2 separate regions of the Mus musculus genome follow, and region 1 is linked to region 2. A link is a loop called in an ENCODE intact Hi-C map of the cell type or tissue named here. Cell type or tissue: left cerebral cortex. All regions are shown on one strand. Each heading gives the region's core, and the rest is flanking DNA. Links, peaks and the distances in the headings are about the cores only.

Region 1 (9,330 bases), core at 990-8,989, 100 kb after region 2:
AAACTTGTGCCTGGGTGTAGCTTGTCTTTTGCTACTTTTTGGGTTTTTTCTTTTTTCCACTCCTTTCCATCCTTTCAACCCCATAATATTAGAGGAGAGAGAGAAAAGGATGGAGGGAAAGGAAAGAGATCCCTAAATAAAGGCAGGGTTGGAAAGGAGGTGACATTATTGTTAGACTACTTCCTGCTGATGAGGGATATTAAGTTTCTTGGGTCAAGTTTGATCTTGAGGATATCTAATTTCCTCCTCTCCCTCCTTCGCCCCCTCCTCCCCCCCCCTTCTTCTTCTGGTTTTGTCTTTGTTGATGAATACTTAAAAAAAAATTGACCACCAACAACCAACAACCAATAACCAACCAACCAACAAATGACCAATAACCCACCTCACTCTTGGAGTCCTAGGCTTTATATACTCTCTAAAAAGTCCCCAGAATTCCAAACGTCACATAATTGCAGAAACTATCTGAAGCTGGCAAAACCGTCCCCCTGCAGGGGACAAGGCAAAACATAGCCAATTGCTGTGGGCAGTGTCCATAAACCCACACCTGGGGTTAAAACAAAGCACATTCTTATACTATTTCTCTCTCTCTCTCTCTCTCTGTGTGTGTGTGTGTGTGTGTGTGTGTGCGCGCACATGTGTGTGTTTTAAAAGAAATCAAAATTCCAGAATTCCCACTACACCTGGGTTTTGGTGTTGAGTGTGGGTAATGCCAGCCTTTTGGAGGCAGAGGCTCATGCATATGATACTCAGAGGATAATTTGTGGGAGCTTATTAGTTTGTTTCTCTGCTGCTGTGATAAAACACTTTGACCAAAAGCAACTTGGATAGGAAAGCATTGATTGTCATAAGGACACAGTCTGTTCCCTAGGGAAGCCAAAGCAGGAGCTGAAACCTGGAACGTGGAGGCAGACACTGAAGCAGAGACCATGGAAGGAGACTGCCTACTGTCTTACTCTCCATGGCTTGCTCAGTTTGTTTCCCTCTACAACCCAGGCCCATCTGCCCACAGTGGCATCAACCATATCGATAGTTAATCAAGAAAATGACCCACAGGCATGCAAATGAAGCCAATCTTATGGAGACCAACTCTTCAATTGAAGTTCCCTCTCCTGAGTTGACTAGTTGTGTCAAGTTGACAAAAACTAACCAACACAAGTGAACCTTTGTCAACTTGACACACAACCATCACTATTAAACCATAACCTTTCCTTTCTTCTTGATCCCCAAGATTTCATGTCAAAAATCATGATGTAAGACATAATATATGTGGGAAAAAAAGACATAATATAATTTTAAATGTCTCACAGTCAGGGTCTAATACCCAGGACTCACAATTTCCTAGGTTCCTAAGGGCTAGGGTAACTCCAGTTCTACTGCTTGGCTATTCACAGTATACACAGCTTGTGTTGATGGCTCAGGCCAGCTCCACTTTATAGCTGCTACTGTCTTTTGTCCCCCAGTCCTATCATCTCCAATATTCTGGGTCTGCAACTTAGGCTTCATTTTAACCATGGACTCCTGGCCTTCTCTTTAGAGAGACTCTGACCCTGTCATGTAGTTCTGTGCCTCAGTTCCTCTCCACGACGTCTTCAGTCCTTCAAAAAAAAAGAAAGAAAAAAAAAAAGAAAAGAAAAGAAAAGAAAAGAAAAGAAAAGAAAAAACCCAGCACCATTATGTGGGAGACTCTTACACATTATTTTCTAGGTTCTGATACCAGCTTGATATGCAGCCTCAGTCTCCAACTAAATCATAGCTTCTGCGTGGCGATCCTGAGAAATTACATCCCAGATTTCACCTCTGTGATGTTGATCTCTATTAATGACTGCCGGTTTTTCAGCCCTGACTATCCAGCATCCACTGCCCCAGTAAAGCAAAAGTTTCACTTCCACAGACTTTTAATTCACTATACCGTGTGAGTAGCCCCAATGGAGTCTTCACCTACCTATGAAACTTCACAAGCTAGGCCTATTACACTCCCAACATTTCCATCTCCCAGATTACCATAACAATTCATTAAGCTCTAAGCACTTAACAGCCTTCTCCAGCTCAGAGCCCCGAAAAAAAGAAACAAAAAACAAAACAAAACAACAACAACAACAAAATCCTTTCAACAAACTTTCAAGAACAACACAGTCAGGTTCATTACAATACCCCACTTCTGGGACCAATTTCTGTCTTAATTTGCTTTGTGCTGCTTTGATAAAATACTGATGGAAATCAACTTGGAGAGGAAAGGCTTGTTCCAGCTTGCAGGTTATTGCCTATTATCCAGAGAAGATAGGGTAGGAGCCTAAGGCACGAAGTGAAGCAGAAGCCAGGGAGGAACATGCTTTCTGACTTGCTCTCTATGGTTTACTCAGCTTACTTTCTTATAATCTAGAACCACCTGTCCAGGGGTGGCACCATAGCATAGTGGGAGGTGCTGACATTAAGGTCTGGTTCTTTAACTGGTTCTTGACTTGTTAATAAAGAAGGTTGGGAGCCAATTGCTTGGCAGAACGGACAGGTGGGGCTTCCTGGTCCCAAGAGGAAAAGGAGACTGGGTGTGGGTGGAGGGCTTTTCTGCCAGGTGAAGCACACAGCAATCGTGTAAGATCTTGGGGCAGCTAGAACCAGTGGCCTCTGCTATGGGCAGATGGCCAAGGAGGTGTGTGTGTGTGTGTGGGGGGGGGGGTGTTAGCTGACACAAATTACTAAGTTTAGAGTAGGAGAAGAAATGGAGATAATAATTGATGAGGGCACACCTTTCCAGGCAGGAGATTCTGTGCCTAGCAATTGTGCCTAGTCGGCAAGCTCTAAAATAATAAAGCTGTCTGTCTGTCCTTTATCCAAGGAGTCTAGGTCCTTGGGAGTGGGCTGGTGGAGTGGTCAACTCCCAGAGCATAGCATGGCTAGAGAGAGAGGCCGGGTTGGGGCTGATTATCATTGACCCCTGGAGCTAAGCTGGGAGAGACAAAGGGAAGCTGGGAGAGACAAAGGGGAGCCGGGAGAGGCCAGAGTGCACCAGCTCCCAGGCAGGCTGGGTCAGTGCTGGGGGCAGCTGATCTGGAGCTAAGCTGGGAGGATCTGGGAGTGTGGTTGCAGCTCCCTGGCTAAGGTGGTAGTGTGCTTTTAAAACTACATGCAACACCAAAGTGGATAGGCATTCTTCTATCAATTATAAACCAAGAACATGCTCCAACAGACATATTCACAGGTCAGTCTGATGGAGCGCATTCCTCGACTTAGGGTCCACCTTCCCAGCTATCTCTAGCTTGGATCAAACTGACAAAAACCAACCAGCACAATGTCTCCACTGGCTGAGCCATGTCTCCAGTTCTCCACAAAGTTATTTTTTAAAAACGGAATTAAGGCCAGGCATGGAAGCACATGCCTTTAATCCCAGCACTAGGGAGGCAGAAGCAGGGGAAATCTCTGTGAGTTCAAGGATAGCCTGGTCTACAAAGTGAGTTTCAAGACAGCCAGGGCTACACAGAGAAACCCTGTCCAAAAAAAAAAAAAAAAAATCAAAACAAAAACAACAAAACAAACAACAACAACAACCAGGATTAAAGGAGTTAGAGAGATGGCTCAGTGGTTCTAATGTGTGTGTGTGTGTGTGTGTATGTATATATATATATATATATATATATGTATATGTGTGTGTGTGTGTGTGTGTATTCATTCTAATATATAAACCAGAATTCTCTATGTAGACCAGGCTGGCCTTGAACTGTAGATATCTGCCTACTTCTGCCTTCCAAGTGCTGGGATAAAAGCATGCACCACCACGCCCAGCCTTCTTTTATCCTCTTGCTGATGTAACTCATGACAGCTGTCTCTAGCTGCCCCAGTGGGAAGTGGGTGTTTGTGGAGAGATTGGTCTGAGAAGGAGGTGGTTCAGCTCTGAGGATAAGAACCGGCTCAGAGAGCCAAGCCAAGGAGAAACCTGGGTCGGATGCTAGACATAAGCAGATGTTTATTCTCAATAAGTAGAGGCAGCACAGGAGTCCTCCAAAGAGGCCCGGGAGTGCTCCGAAGGGGTCCGGGAGAGCTCCAGGAGGGCCTTGGCTTACTTAGGCAGATGAATGCTTGGGGGTGATTTGTCCTTCTTTGGTCAGTTGCCACAGTGGGGAGGAACCTCCTCCCCACTGTGATGAGGAAGAGGTCTTGGTGCAGCCGGGTTAGAAGGGCAAACAAGCTGAGTGGCTGAGTAGGGACAGTTTCTTCAATGACATCTCCTTTATAAGAAAGTAGTTAATGCAAGCCACACAACATACGTTGCCCTTCCAAAAAGATCTTTGCCTTTTGAAAGATGTCGGAACGACCAACGTCCTTTGAAGGGTTGTGATTGGCCTGAGGTTCTCTTCTCCCTCACAAGTTGGAAGGCACGAAGGAGATGCCCATGATTTTCTACTGCCCTCTAGTGGTAGATGAGGAGAACTTGAGATGAGAAGGAAGAAGGGAGAGACCCTTGAATCGCCTTCGGGTGTGCCTGTGGGACCCCTCCTGAGCAGCAGCGACTGCTGAGGCCTCAGCTCATCCGCACTGGCTGTTAGGACGAAGAGCTTTTGGTGTGACTTAAGGCTAAGAGGCTTAACTGGAGAGGCGCCATTTGTCTTTAGACGTGTGCGGGAGGCGTTTTTGTCAAGGATAGGGCATTTAAATTATCTATGAGAGAAACAGGATGCTGGGTAATGCACCCATTTCCAGCACCTCTCTTTGGTTTCAGTGTTCCCTGCCTCTATTTTGTGTTCATTAGCCGCTGGCTCTCCCCGCGGCTAAAGAGTCTGGGAAGTGAAGCAGGGAGACGCTGGTTTCTGAACACAGTGAAGCTAATGCAATATCTTCCCCCTTATGCTGGAGGGATTCTAATCCAGTGCAGCTCCAGGTCCGCAGGGATCTGAACTCAGCCCTCCTCTCAAGTCAGCTCTAGGCAACATCGCTAAGCCTTGGGATTCTCCCTTGTTCAACAGGAAGAGCCCTGACACCACCAGTATGTAACTCAGGGCGGATCCCAGTCAATCAGCTCATTCATTGGTAGTACTTAGGCCAGGACCCCGTGCAGACAAGTGCTTTACAAATGCCACTTATAGCTAAAAAGATGGCTCAGAGCAGCAAAGATGGTTAAGAGCAGAACAGTATTTTCCAGAAGACACAGTTAGATTACCCGAAACCACACAACCTTCCAGAACTCTAGTCCTAGAAGTTCCGGTGCCCTCTCCTGGCTTCCGAAGGTACTGCATGCGCCCAGTACAGAGGCACACATGTAAACAGAACACCCATACACATACAATTTTTAAATGAAAAAAATTGAAATAAATTCCACTTTCTATAATTATCTCAGCCAGTGGCCTTGGAAGGGCCAATGGAAGCTTGGGCTTGAGGTCGTGACACACGCTTCCTGGATGGGAGGTTTGTTTTCCTTCCTGCTTCTTAGAGGAGACTCCACTTACACACTGAGCTGCAACGAGAAAGCTCGATTCAGGCCTGGGTTTTATCTATGGGCGTCCTAGAATGAGTACTTAGGCTGGTAGTAGGACTTTTAAGGATCTTCTTATGACTTAGGGGGAAATTGATGTGACTCCAAATTATTTTTTAAAAAAAGAAACTTTAAAAAGTAATGTTGGCATAAATGCTTCTAAAATGTGACATTGTGTCAATTCCACTAATCATTATATGTAGTACTCATAAATATTTCATTATTCTTGATGACCATGTTTTTTTTTTCTTCACTTGGCAAGAAATCCAACTCATGCATGACTACACAGAAATAAAATCAGTTATAAATTCAGTGACTTCCTTGTTCTCTGAATCCAAGAGCCACAGCAGTAAAATTCCTTTCAAAATGTGTAATGACCTTCCTTTCATGTGAGGTGTGGTCTATTTTATCCTAAAACAATATTTATTTTATTTGACATGTGTGTACCTATGTGTTTGTGTGTACCGGTACATAGAGGCACCTGCAGAGGCCAGAGGAGGGTCCTGGATGCCTTGGAGCTAAAGTTACAGGTGTTTGAAGGTTGCCTTATGTGGGTTACTAGGTAGTGAGTGTCACCTCAGGTTTTTCCCACCCACAACCCAGTTCCTCAATAACTACTTGTGTGTCTTTGGCCCCAGCCTTGAGCAGACTAAACAGACCTCAAGTGCTTGCCAATGGGTTTAACGACCCAGGTGGAGTCTTCCCCTTGCTGCACCTGCAATTTCCTAGAGGAACTTAGAAGAATAGGCTGCCCCAGGAGCTTGCTTTGTAACAAATCCAGCTGAAACAGAGCATGGGTCTGTGGGCTTGTCCTATATAAATGCACTGTTGAATATTAAACTTGGAGCCCTGGTCAGAACCTTGTCTTGGCTTCATCCTTCTCTCACACCCCATCCTTTTCATTTCCAGCTCCCCTTTCAGGTGATCCAGTTCAACCATGGCCGCTGGATGGCTACAGGTGGCGCCCAAAGTGGGGCTTTGTTGCTGTCACAAGCAAACCTACTTCTTTTTGGAAACAACCTTCTTTGCCTTGGCAGCCTTAGGTTTAGCTGTCTTGGGCTTGGTAACCTCGGGTTTGGATGCCTTAGACGTCACCGCCTTGGGCTTTGGTGGGCTCTTTACTGCCATTTTAGGCTTGGCACTAGCCTTGGCCTTCTTAGGACTCTTGGCAACTTTCTTTACTCCAGATGCCACAGGCTTCTTTGCTTTCTTTGGAGTTTTCTTCACAGGATTCTTTGCCCCTGCAGCCTTTTTAGGCTTTTTAGGGGTGGCACCTGAAGGCTTCTTAACCTCGGCAGCCCCAGTCTTCTTAGGCTTGGCCTCACTGGAAACCGCCTTTTTGTTAAGCTTGAGAGAACCCGAGGCACCGGCTCCCTTGGTCTGCACCACGGTACCCTTGCTCACCGGACTCTTATGCCTAAGCTTGACGCGGTTGTTGTTCTTCTCGACATGGTAGCCACCAGAAGCCAGTGCCTTCTTAAGGGCAGGCAGGCACACGCCACCGTCCTCCTTAGAGGCAAACATAGCCTTAGTTATGAGCTCGTGCACCGTAGGGCCTGTGGCCTTGCACTTAGCCACACCAGCCTTTTTTGTCATCTTCTTCTTGGTGGGAGACTTCTCTACAGGAGCTGGAGCCACAATATCGGTGGGAGCAGTTTCAGGTATGGTGAGAATAAAGGCTGCTAGCTGCTGGAAAAGAAAAGGAAATCTAACTGGAAGAGCAAATTTTGCAGTTATTTATACAAGTACAGCTTAATTTAAGAATCATGTACTGAGGGGCTGGTGAGATGGCTCAGTGGGTAAGAGCACCCGACTGTTCTTCCGAAGGTCCGGAGTTCAAATCCCAGCAACCACATGGTGGCTCACAACCATCCGTAATGAGATCTGACACCCTCTTCTGGAGTGTCTGAAGACAGCAACAGTGTACTTACATATAATAAATAAATAAATCTTAAAAAAAAAAAAAATCATGTACTGAGCTGGGCAGTGGTGGTGCACGCCTTTAGTCCCAGCACTTGGGAGGCAGAGGCAGGTGGATCTCTGAGTTCAAGGCCAGCCTGGTCTACAGAGTAAGTTCTAGGACTTTAAAAAAAAATCATGTACTGTTCCTTACTTTATAGGACATTTAAGAGCTCATACTGGATTGTTTGGACCCCTGGGCAATGCCACAGCAGAATTGTATACCAGGCAGATTATAGGCCTTACAGGAACACTTAGCCATACATACAATCTCATTCTTTATATCATCAAAATAGTAATAGTTTGAGACAATAATTTGGTATTTCTAGAAAATATGCACGTCAAATTGTAAAGAATTGTTCTCACTGTCCTCAATTTCTTCATGTACCACATAATGGTGTTATTCCTCGAGGACTCGTACCTAATCAATTATGGCAAATGGATGTTACCCATATTTTCTTATTATCCTGAAGGACAAGGTATTGTGGAACCAGCCCATGGAACTTTAAAACAATATCTTCATAAAAAAAAAAAAAAAAACCAAGCTGGGCGTGGTGGTGCACGCCTTTAATCCCAGCACTCAGGAGGCAGAGGCAGGCAGATTTCTGAGTTCAAGGCCAGCCTGGTCTACAAAGTGAGTTCCAGGACAGCCAGAGCTACACAGAGAAACCCTGTCTTGAAAAACAAAAACAAAAACAAACAAAAAACAAAAAAAGGGGGGGGAATTATATCTCTGTACACCACAAAATTACTGAAATCATGCTTTTTATTTTAAAATTTAAAATTTGGATTCCAAGGAACTCTCTGAGTGTGGGAGGAGCAGCTACTGGCACTGGTTTCTCAAGGAAAAAATTATAAACTCCTTAGAACAGCAATAGAAAAAGATATAGAAAGGATAGAAACCTCTATTTCCCATTTGCAAGAATCTGTAAACTCCTTGTTTTAGGAGAGCGTTTTTCAAAACAGGAGAGGACTTGATCTTTTATTCCTTCAACAGGGAGGACTATGTGCATCCCTCCATGAGGAATGTTGTTTTTACATCGATCATTCAGGAATAGTAAAGGCTAAAGTTCGAGAAGGACTGGCCAAAAGGAAAAGAGAAAAAGGACAGAATCAGGGATTGTTTGAATCCTGGTTCTCCACTTCCCCATGGCTTACAACTTTATTTATGTATTCACCATTGCTCTCTTCAGACACACCAGAAGAGCATCAGACCCCATTACAGATGGTTGTGAGCCACCATGTGGTTGCTGGGAATTGAACTCAGGGCCTTTGGAAGAGCAGTTGGTGGTGTTCTTAACTGTTGAGCCATCGCTCCAGCCATCGCAGCTTTAATTTCTACACTGCTTGGACTATTAGTTACAATCTTGTTGCGTTTAACTTTTGGACTTTGTATCTTAATCAGTTGCCTTCATACAGGATCGCTCTCAGCAAGCTCAGCTATTCACCATGGCAGTTATTCATCCCTATGAAGAGATGCATTGAGTGCCTATTCAATTGTCCTTCGTGGCTTTGGTCTGAATGGGAAAGAGTGGGCTATAGAAGGCCAATAGTCAGAGATGGGCAAGAGTGTTCCTGAGCTCCGATCAACCTAAGACAGAGACTATATCAATGCTCTGTTTGTGCTCCCTGATGGGTAAGAAGAAGCTATATATAGACAACACCGACTTAAGACAGGCATGGTCATCCTCTTTACCCTAGACGGGATTATGGAAAACAAGTAAGTCTTGTGCCCCCATCTAGCTACTGGTCCTTCTCATCTTTAAAAAACAAAAAAAGGGGGAGTTGTGCCCTTTCCCCCAGCCTTGAGTAGACTAAACAGTCCGTAAGTGCTTGCCACAATGGGTTTAACGACCCAGGTGGAGTCTTCCCCTTGCCTCATCTGCAATTTCCTAGAGGAACTTAGAAGA
Region 2 (9,330 bases), core at 407-8,406:
TGAGCGCTCTACACAGCCCTTGGACGTCAACAGGGTCTCAAGCAGCAGCCCAGACCAAAAGACATCTGCATGGCCTTTGGTAGTAATATGACCCACAGACATCCACAGACACCTCCCCTCCCCACTAAGTCATGGCCATGGATGGATCCAGATGTGGCCGTCAGTGGCAGCATGGGGCAAAGCTTCACCATGCCTCAGGCTACTCTCACATCAGGCTATTCTTCCCCAGTTCCTCCTCTCTTCATAGCGACTCCACTCCTCTTTCTCTCTCATCTCTCTTCCATTATCCTTCTCTCCTGATGGGGGTGGACCACACATGGTAGCAGTGGGCTCCAAACCTATATTTATTTAGTTTAAGATATTTTATGTGTATCAGTATTTTGCCTCTATGTACATCTCTGAGGGTGTCATATCTCCTCAAACAGACAGTTCTGAGCTGTCATGTGGGTGCTGGGAATTGAACCTGGGTCCACTGTAAGAGTCACTAGTGTTCTTAACCACTGAGCCATTTCTCTAGGCCCCCAAACCCATATTAGAGAACAGTTCATATTGGCTAAGAGTGGCAGCTTAGGGGCTGGTGAGATGGCTCAGTGGGTAAGAGCACCTGACTGTTCTTCCGAAGGTCCAGAGTTCAAATCCCAGCAACCACATGGTGGCTCACAACCATCTGTAACAAGATCTGACGCCCTCTTCTGGAGTGTGTGAAGACAGCTACAGTGTACTTACATATAATAAATAAGTAAATCTTTTAACAAAAAAAAAAAAAAAAAAAAAAAAGAGTGGCAGCTTATAGCTGTAATAGTTCTAAGCGCTAGTGAGGTGAGGTAGGAAGATGGTGAATCACAGACCAGTTTAGGCTACACAGTGAGAGTCTGCCAAAGAAAGAAAAGAAAAGAAAAGAAAAGAAAAGAAAAGAAAAGAGAAGAAAGACCCTACAAAACTAAACACCCAAACTATTTGTTCATAAAGTTACATCAGGGTAGTGTTGCTGCCTTGGCAACACTAACATTCTGGATTGAATAATTTTAGGCTATGAAAAGAAACAGCTTGTTTTTTGAGGAAATATTGTCCTGTTCATTTTAGTAAGTCTAACAGCATTTCTGAATTTTAGACGCCAAAAGCATCCTTGAGAAATATTGCACACACTATCAAATATCTACAGAGAATAAAATCCTCTAGTTGGGTTTCAGGAAAAATAGCAACAAAGAATAGAATCAAAATACTATGAAAAATACAACAGTTGAAGAAAATAAACTAAATAAATGTAGCGGTATAGCTGTAGGCTAAAAATGTATTATTGTACTGAAAAAAAAAAAACAGGTAGAGAGGGAAAAGGATGGTAGAGGAACTCTCTGCCAACTGACCTCGAAGACAAAACTGTACACTGGCACTTTCCTACAAGGGGGAGCAGGACAAAGAAGAAACATTTGTAAACATGCTTACTAAGTATGAAGAACTACAGAAAAAAAAATGTCAGAATGAGGACTGCAGAGATGGCTCAGAGGTTAGGAGCATTGGCTGCTGTTGCAGAGGTCCCGAGTTCAATCTCCAGCAACCACATGATGGCTCACAACCATCTATAATGAGGTCTGGTGCCCCCTTCTGGTGTGCAGGCATACATGCAGGCAGAACATTGTATACATGATAAATAAATCTTAAAAAAAAAATGTCAGAATGAAACAGTAACCTGTGAAATGAAAGGAAATCAGAAGGGCAAGAGCTGGAGAGAAGGAGTGGGCGCCCTTCAAAGACCCAGACTGACGCAGAATCTGAATGATTAAGGACCCTGGGAGCAGGGAGCAGAAAGGAAGAAGACAGAAACAAGATAACAAAAGGGTCTCCTAGGCACCCAGTGACTTTATTTCTTCTGGTGAAACAGGAAACACTGTACTTGAAGTCATTAGCCTCAGCTAAAGCACAACGTGGACGCTGGACTCTCAGAGACCCGCGTAGAGAGGACAAAGGTGGCCATACTTCCCCAAGTCAGACACCTTCTTCCCATCTCCTTCCAAGTAAGGGCTGCTGTTGTAGCCCAGCAGCAGAACACTGCCTAGGATTCAAGAGGCAGGGTGAGGTTCACTTCCTAGTACTGCCCCAAACAACAACAAAATAGTAACAATGGGTAATTAATACACAGTAGAAACATTTTAGTCATAAAAACGTCTATATAAAAACTTTTTAGCTGGACCCCTACACTTGGAAGGTGAAGGCAGGAGGACCAGAAATTCAAGGTCCCCCTTAACTTCACAGCAGGTTCAAGGCCAGCCTGCGTGCATAAGACCCTGCCTTAATCTTTTCTTTAAAAAGGAAAAAAAATTTTTTCCTTAGGACAGAAATGGTTTATTTGGTAACAAGGAATGAGAAGAAATTAACTTTTTTTTCTCTTTAACTTTATAGTTGATTTTGTTGTTGGTTTTGGTTTTGTTGTTCTTGTTCTTGTTGGAGACAAGGTCTCCGGAGACAGTGTAGCCCTGACTGATCTAGAACTTGCTGAGGCGATCCTGTGACCTCTATCTTCGGCTTAAATTTATTTTTAGAAACTACATCCAGCTTAAAGGCTTTTTTAAAAAAAATAAACGATATAACATATACTGTAAAGTTCACAAAGCTAGATTTTTACAGGAATAAAAAGTGAAAAAGAGCCGGGCGTGGTGGCGCACGCCTTTAATCGCAGCACTCAGCGGATTTCTGAGTTCGAGGCCAGCCTGGTCTACAAAGTGAGTTCCAGAACAGCCAGGGCTCTATAGAGAAACCCTGTCTCGAAAAAACAAACCAAACCAAAAAAAAAAAAAAAAAAAGAAAGAAAGAAAAACTGAAAAAGTAACCACTGCTCAGCCCACAGCATCAGAGAGCCTTTCCAGTAACTAGGAGGCCTCTTTCTGATAAATGCTATGTGCTTTTGAATTAAATACCTGGGCGTGAATCGTTTTCTTCGCGTGTGATTTTAGCATGGTATTTAACCTCTTTGGATTCTGGTTAAGCCGTCTGTAAAGACTCCAGGGATTAGCACCTTTAAACTTGTTGAATTAAAAGAGCTCGTATAATATAAAACGGCTATCTCATCGCCTGAATGCAATAAACGGTAATTAGCAGGCAAATGCAATAGAGACTGACGGTAAGCAACTCCCACTTCCTGCCTGCCTTTCGCTCGGTTTTGAAAGTAGCTCTTTCTCGTGCCTTTTCTCCTCGCTAGCTCCTCCCACTGCCGTAAATGGCCTGCCCCGGCTGTCGTGAAACGCCCTACCCCCGCCCTCCATGTGGCGAAAACGCAGTCACGCTTGACGGCGCGAGGTGGCTCAGCCGCAAGATGGCGGCGCTGGCGGAGGAGCAGACGGAGGTGGCGGTCAAGCTAGAGCCTGAGGGACCGCCGACGCTGCTACCTCCGCAGGCTGGCGACGGCGCAGGCGAGGGGAGCGGCGGCACTCCCAACAACGGCCCCAACGGCGGCGGCGGCGGGAATGTGGCAGTGGCAGCGGCGGCCGGCGGGGACGGCGGGACCCCCAAGCCTGGGGTGGCTGTCTCCGCCGCTGCCCCGGCGGGGGCGGCCCCGGTGCCCGCCGCTCCGGCGGAGGCCGGCGCTCCCCACGACCGACAGACCCTCCTGGCCGTGCTGCAATTCCTCCGGCAGAGCAACCTCCGCGAGGCCGAAGAGGCGCTGCGCCGGGAGGCCCGGCTGCTGGAGGAGGCGGTGGCGGGCTCCGGAGCTCCGGGAGAGTTGGACGGGGCCGGCGCGGAGGCGGCCAGCGCGCTTCTCAGCCGGGTCACCGCTTCAGTTCCCGGCTCTGCGGCCCCCGAGCCTCCGGGGACGGGCGCCTCGGTGACCTCGGTGTTCTCGGGTTCAGCCTCAGGTCCTGCGGCTCCGGGAAAGGGTGAGTCTCGGGCTCCCGGGCTGAGGAGCGCCGGCTGGAAGGGGAGCTAGCCGGGAAGGCGAGGGCTGGCGGGCCTGCACCTCTGCGGGCTTGTTTTGAATTTCCTGGGCCCGCCTCTAGGGCCACACGCCCGCCCCTTTCGCTCCTGCGCCGGCTGCGCAGTCAAACCCTCTTCTGAGCTGTCAGTTCCAGCCAGAGGCTGAGCAGCAGGGCTGTGGAGTCGAGGGAGGCGCCAGGGACCGGGGATTGACAGAAGAGGGGAACCTTAGGGGTTTCGGGGTTTCTGCTCTTACTTAGACTTAGGAACCTAGGATTGGGTTCGCGTGAACACGAGTATCGTACTGTCACATTCCCATACTACTATTGTACAGCAGGTACTTTCCGTGTCTTGATTTTTCACAACTGTATAGTTCTCATCTCTCCTTTTGAGACGAGACAACGGACTTTTTGAGCAAAGCCGGAAGGGCTTGCTTTGGATAACACCTCCAGAGTGGAGGTTGTAAGTGTTTCTTAGAATGTGGGCTGAGAACCGCTGGTGTTAAGTGTTTTAGAGGATTTCTGAGCATCACTTAAGGCTTATTAAACTCTGTAAGGGCAGAGTCTGGGAATCTGCCTTGCAGAGCTTTTGAAAACTCTTAAGTCTACGGGCAGGAGTGGGGCAGACCTTTTTGTCTCTGTTGCTTTTTCTTGTGTGATGTCAGTTAAAGGTTTTTTTTTGGGGGGGTTATTTTATTTTATTTTGCCTTTTTACTAAGTAAGTTATTACGAGTCTAAGATGTAATGAGTAATGTGCCTAGTTCTGAAAGTTTAGTTCCTGACTCCAGTTACTGACAACCCATGTCCACGTTTCTCCCAGAAACTTGTCACAAATCCATATCGTAAAACACTTTCGGATGAAGACGCTTGCTGCCATGTATGATCCCCTGAGTTGGGTCCTCAGAACCGACACGGTGGAAGGAGAGTCCCAGCTACCTGAAACTTGTCTTTAATATACACCAAACTTAAAAATTTTAAACTCGGGGCTGGAGAGATGGCTCAGTGGTTAAGAGCACCGACTGCTCTTCCGAAGGTCCTGAGTTCAAATCCCAGCAACCACATGGTGGCTCACAACCATCTGTAATGAGATCTGATTCCCTCTTCTGGTGTCTGAAGACAGCTATGGAGTACTTATGTATAATAATAAATAAATCTTTAAAAAAATTAAACTCAGGAGATCAGTAACTATTGAATTAAGTTATCCAGGTTAGTGGTTCTAGACATGTTAATCTGTTTCAGTGAGAGCATTGCCAGACAGGGAGTTTGAACACATGACACTGTGATCCATAAATAGAACTGTGTCTTGTTTATAATGCCAGCACTTGGGATGCTGAGGCAGGAAGGAGAATTACTGTGAGAAAGCCATCCCCAGCTAAATATAGTAATGGGGGAAGGGGGTGATAAGTAAAAATATGTGGAAAATGTAACTGAGGAGGGTCTTTTCTATATGCTAAATTTTGTGACTGTATAGTAACAATTTATATTATTATACTATTTTTCTAATATCTCTCATCTGTCAAGAAACTTGACTTATTCTTTTAGATCATACTCAAGAAACCAAGGAGAAAAAGAGACCATGAGAATGACTACAAAATTATAACCTTAATTATAATTTTCTCAATAAAGAGTAGTATAATCACTTTTTAAAGAACATAACAGGATATAACACTATAACTGTAGTTTGCCAAAATTTTCAACATCCAAACTCTAATTTGATTTTTAAAAAAGCATTATTGTTTTGTATTGCTATACTGCAAACAAATACTCAGGCTTTCTACCTTGCAGTGATTGGTTATAGAACTTGCTTTCAGTACATGCAGTTGAGTTGTAGCCTTTTATATTCCAGAGCTATAACAAATGTTCCCCTTTCCCCTGAGATGCTGATATTTTATATAAGGTGATTGATGTTGAACATGAGGGTATCACAGGACTGATGGTACAGGATTTATATACAAGGCACTGGAGTGTGATGTATGCTGTTTGCACTGAGCCTTAAGAGAAGATTAACATAACTGGTACCTTTGCACATCCATTTATTTATTTATTTGGTGGTGTTGGGAGTTCAACCTCGGGCCTGTGCATGCTAGACAAGTCTTTTGCACATTCCCAATCCTGTATGCACATTTTGTCTTTAGAATAACACAATTCCAGGAAAAAATGTTGACTGTTCTTGTTATTGATTTAAAAATGTAAGATAAAGTCAAACTGAACGAGTTTTGACTTGGGCTACTCAAAAACATTCTGAGTCGTATTAAAAGGTTTTGTGACTGTGAGCTTGCAGGTAAAGGTACTTGCCACCAAGCTTGACAAACTGAGATAGGTCCTGGAAACCTCCATCATGGAAGGAGAGAACTGTCTACTGACTGTGTCCTCTGCCCTCCATATAACTATTATGGCTTGTCTGCCTGCTAGCCTCATCACAGCCACACATATACACAAAATAAGCAAATGTAATACAAAACTAAAAAAGGAAAAGATGCGTGGTTGTGTTGCGGAAGAGAAGTAGAGAGGACAGGGACAATTCTGAGAAACAGTCGTCCCTGGGGCCTTAGCAAAACCTCATCTGCTTGGTGCAATTAGATCATTTTCTTAAAAGTTGTCATTCATTTTTTAAACAGTTGCAAGTGTAGCTGTGGAAGACCAGCCAGACGTCAGTGCTGTCTTGTCGGCCTACAACCAACAAGGAGACCCTACAATGTATGAAGAATACTACAGTGGACTGAAACACTTCATTGAATGTTCTCTGGACTGCCATCGAGCAGAGTTATCCCAACTCTTTTATCCTCTGTTTGTACATATGTACTTGGAGCTAGTTTATAATCAACATGAAAATGAAGCAAAATCATTCTTTGAGAAGTATGTGAATCTTAACGTCTTTATCTATCTATGTATGTATAAGCACACACATCTGTAACCACACAAATGTAAATCAGAAGGACAGGTGCCTTGGGCAGCATGAACCTGACACACAGGCAGGATTGATCCTCCAGAGGAAACAGTCCTGAAACGAGAACTGAGGAAGGGCTGCTAGGAATTAGCCAGTGGAGGAGAAGAGCATACCTGTAACTACAGAGACGGAAAGAAGCCCATAGCAGCTGAGGCCAGTAATGTGCAGGGCTGTGGTACAGCGTTCAGTTGGGAGCAGCAGGCAGGTTCTTGCACTGCGTTGAGGATCTGTGTCATAGGAATAATAGGGACTTACACTGGATAAGACTAGATTTGATTGAGAGTCACTGAAAAACTCAATGATTATGAATAAAAACTGGATTCTGAGAGCAGTAGGAACTGTGTTAGGATTAGATTAGAAGATGACTAACAACGCAAACAAGAGGCTTAAGTAAAACGTCAGTTTTAGGGCTGATAGCTAAGTCCTCAGTCATCGGCCAGTGTTCTTGTCAGGAGCTTCTCTTCCAGGCACAAGCTGGTCCTCTGTTGGACAGCAGTCCAAACGCTGTTCTAGTCAGCAAGAAAGGCACACGTTCCTGGGAGATGCTCACACTTCTTTTTCTAACTTTTTATCAGTGACCATCCCTAGCGACAAATGTAGGAAATGCCATCTTTCCTGCGATCTTCCCCGAGATGTCTGTCCCCAGCTAATAGTCAGGTGTTTTGTTACGGAGGAAGGGAGTTAAAATGAGCATTTGGGCACAGTGAGGCATCTCTGCTATAGATGTCATTAGAGGATCATTCATTAATTGCAGTCTTTTTTGTCCTTTTCCCTCCCCCCCCCCCCCCCCCCAAGAGCTGAGGACCAAACCCAGGGCCTTGTGCTTGCTAGGCAAGCACTCTACCACTGAGCTAAATCCCCAACCCCTTTTGTCCTTTTCCTAAAACAGGATCTTAGTGTGTAGTCCTGCCTAGCCTGGAACTTACTGTGTAGACCAGGCTGACCTCAAACTTGCAGAGATCTGTTGGTTTCTCCCTTCTGAGTGCTAGGGTTATAGGCATGGTCTCTACCTCCCCGCCCCCCGCCCACCCCAGAGTATGCGTTTTAAAAGGCTTTTTTTTTGCAGAGGCAAACACACGGTGAGGGACAGGACTATTGGATGACTAGAGTGAAGTGCTTCTTAATGGTGGTGGCAGTCCTCTTTCCCATAGACACCTAGAAATATGTTGAGGCATGTTTGTTTGTCATAAATACCTGTTGGGGAGGAGGGAAGAATAGTAACTATTCTGGGATGTATAGATAGTCCTACTTAGCAGAGAATTGTCTTGCCCAATATATCAGTAATACCGCTGTTGAGAAACAGTCTGCTGGTGAAGTGAAAGGCAGACTGACCCCACAGTGCAGGGATGGACATTGAGGTGAGACACCATTGCCAATGCAGATTTCTGGGGTGTCCTCTGGAGAAGGACGACTTCCTGACAGAAATCCCCGGAGGAGGATGTGATGTGTCAAGTAGAGGTACTAGTCTGTAGTTCCAGTTCAAGTGAACTTTTAAGTAATTTAAGAATCCACTAAGAACCACTAAGCGCATGTAGCATGGTGGTGCACAACTCTGATCCCGGCACTTAGGAGGCAGAGGCAGGTGGGTCTCTGAGTGAGGTCAGCCTGGTCTACAGCTTGAGTTCCACAGAGAGAAACCTTGTCTTCAAAACAAAACAAAAACAAACGAACAAACAAACAAACCTCAACCTCAAACCAAAAAAAAGAAAAAAAAAAGGTAAAAACCCCCAAAAATCCCCAGTACTTCCAAGACAGGTCTGCCAACAGTCCAGTCTAATGTAATCCCGTTCCCCTATATAACAGCTGAGAGGAGAGGAGCACCTAGAGCCATACATTGGCTTGAAGAGCTCCAACATTAACAAGTATAGGATACAGAAAAGGAAAAGGTGGAGAAACATGGAGAAGTCCCGGAAAGCATTGTTACAGATGCCAAGGGGGCAGGGTTGGGCTGACTGAAGGCAGCGCTTCAGTGCAAGCTACAGAGCTTGAGGTCAGGACTTGTGGATAACAACTCCTGAAAGCTATTATCCACTCTTTATACTCAGATTCCTAATTGAAGGTACTGAAAGCAAACTGTCACTCCCTCCCCTTTCTTTGTCTGATAATAACATTTCTACACTAGAAGCCTTTATTTTAATATATATATGTATTAATTAAAGAGACAGGGTTTTTCTGCATAATAGTCCTGGCTGTACTGGAACTTTCTCTGTAGACCAGGCTGGTCTTGAACTCACTCTGCCTCTTGAGTGCTGGAACTAAAAGCATGTGCCACCACCACCCAGCTTAGAAACTAATTTCTTTTTTTAAGATTTATTTATTTATTTATTTATTATATGTAAGTATACTGTAGCTGTCCTCAGACACTCCAGAAGAGGGAGTCAGATCTCGTTACGGATGGTTGTGAGCCACCATATGGTTGCTGGGATTTGAACTCCTGACCTTCAGAAGAGCAGTCAGGTGCTCTTACCCACTGAGCCA

Evidence for each region. Hi-C counts contacts between places; a loop is a spot of excess contacts. Peaks named below come from ENCODE experiments on the same cell type or tissue, not always from the same donor. Only the 100,000 strongest peaks of a DNase experiment are listed, where the experiment ranks them.
Region 1: a loop joins it to region 2, with 2.7 times the contacts of the local background. A loop is called at or near these places in 3 of 42 quality-filtered maps.

What each region holds. Positions count from the first base shown.
Region 1 is chr19:47,164,009-47,173,338 of GRCm38, forward strand. It overlaps the pseudogene H1f11-ps. Among named protein-coding and RNA genes, the nearest start is that of Neurl1a, 10 kb to the right of the region's middle. In left cerebral cortex, for the core only: CTCF peaks have their summits at 4,411 (motif pointing left) and 5,215 (motif pointing left); DNase peaks (open chromatin) are centred at 3,839, 4,375 and 5,204.
Region 2 is chr19:47,064,458-47,073,787 of GRCm38, forward strand. It overlaps Taf5 (TATA-box binding protein associated factor 5), which reads left to right and starts at 3,291. Exons shown (of 11, transcript NM_177342.3): 1 at 3,291-3,869; 2 at 6,524-6,761. The coding sequence starts at 3,308. In left cerebral cortex, for the core only: CTCF peaks have their summits at 1,593 (motif pointing left) and 3,979; DNase peaks (open chromatin) are centred at 2,660, 3,237, 3,733 and 4,021; H3K4me3 peaks cover 2,015 bases; H3K27ac peaks cover 1,408 bases.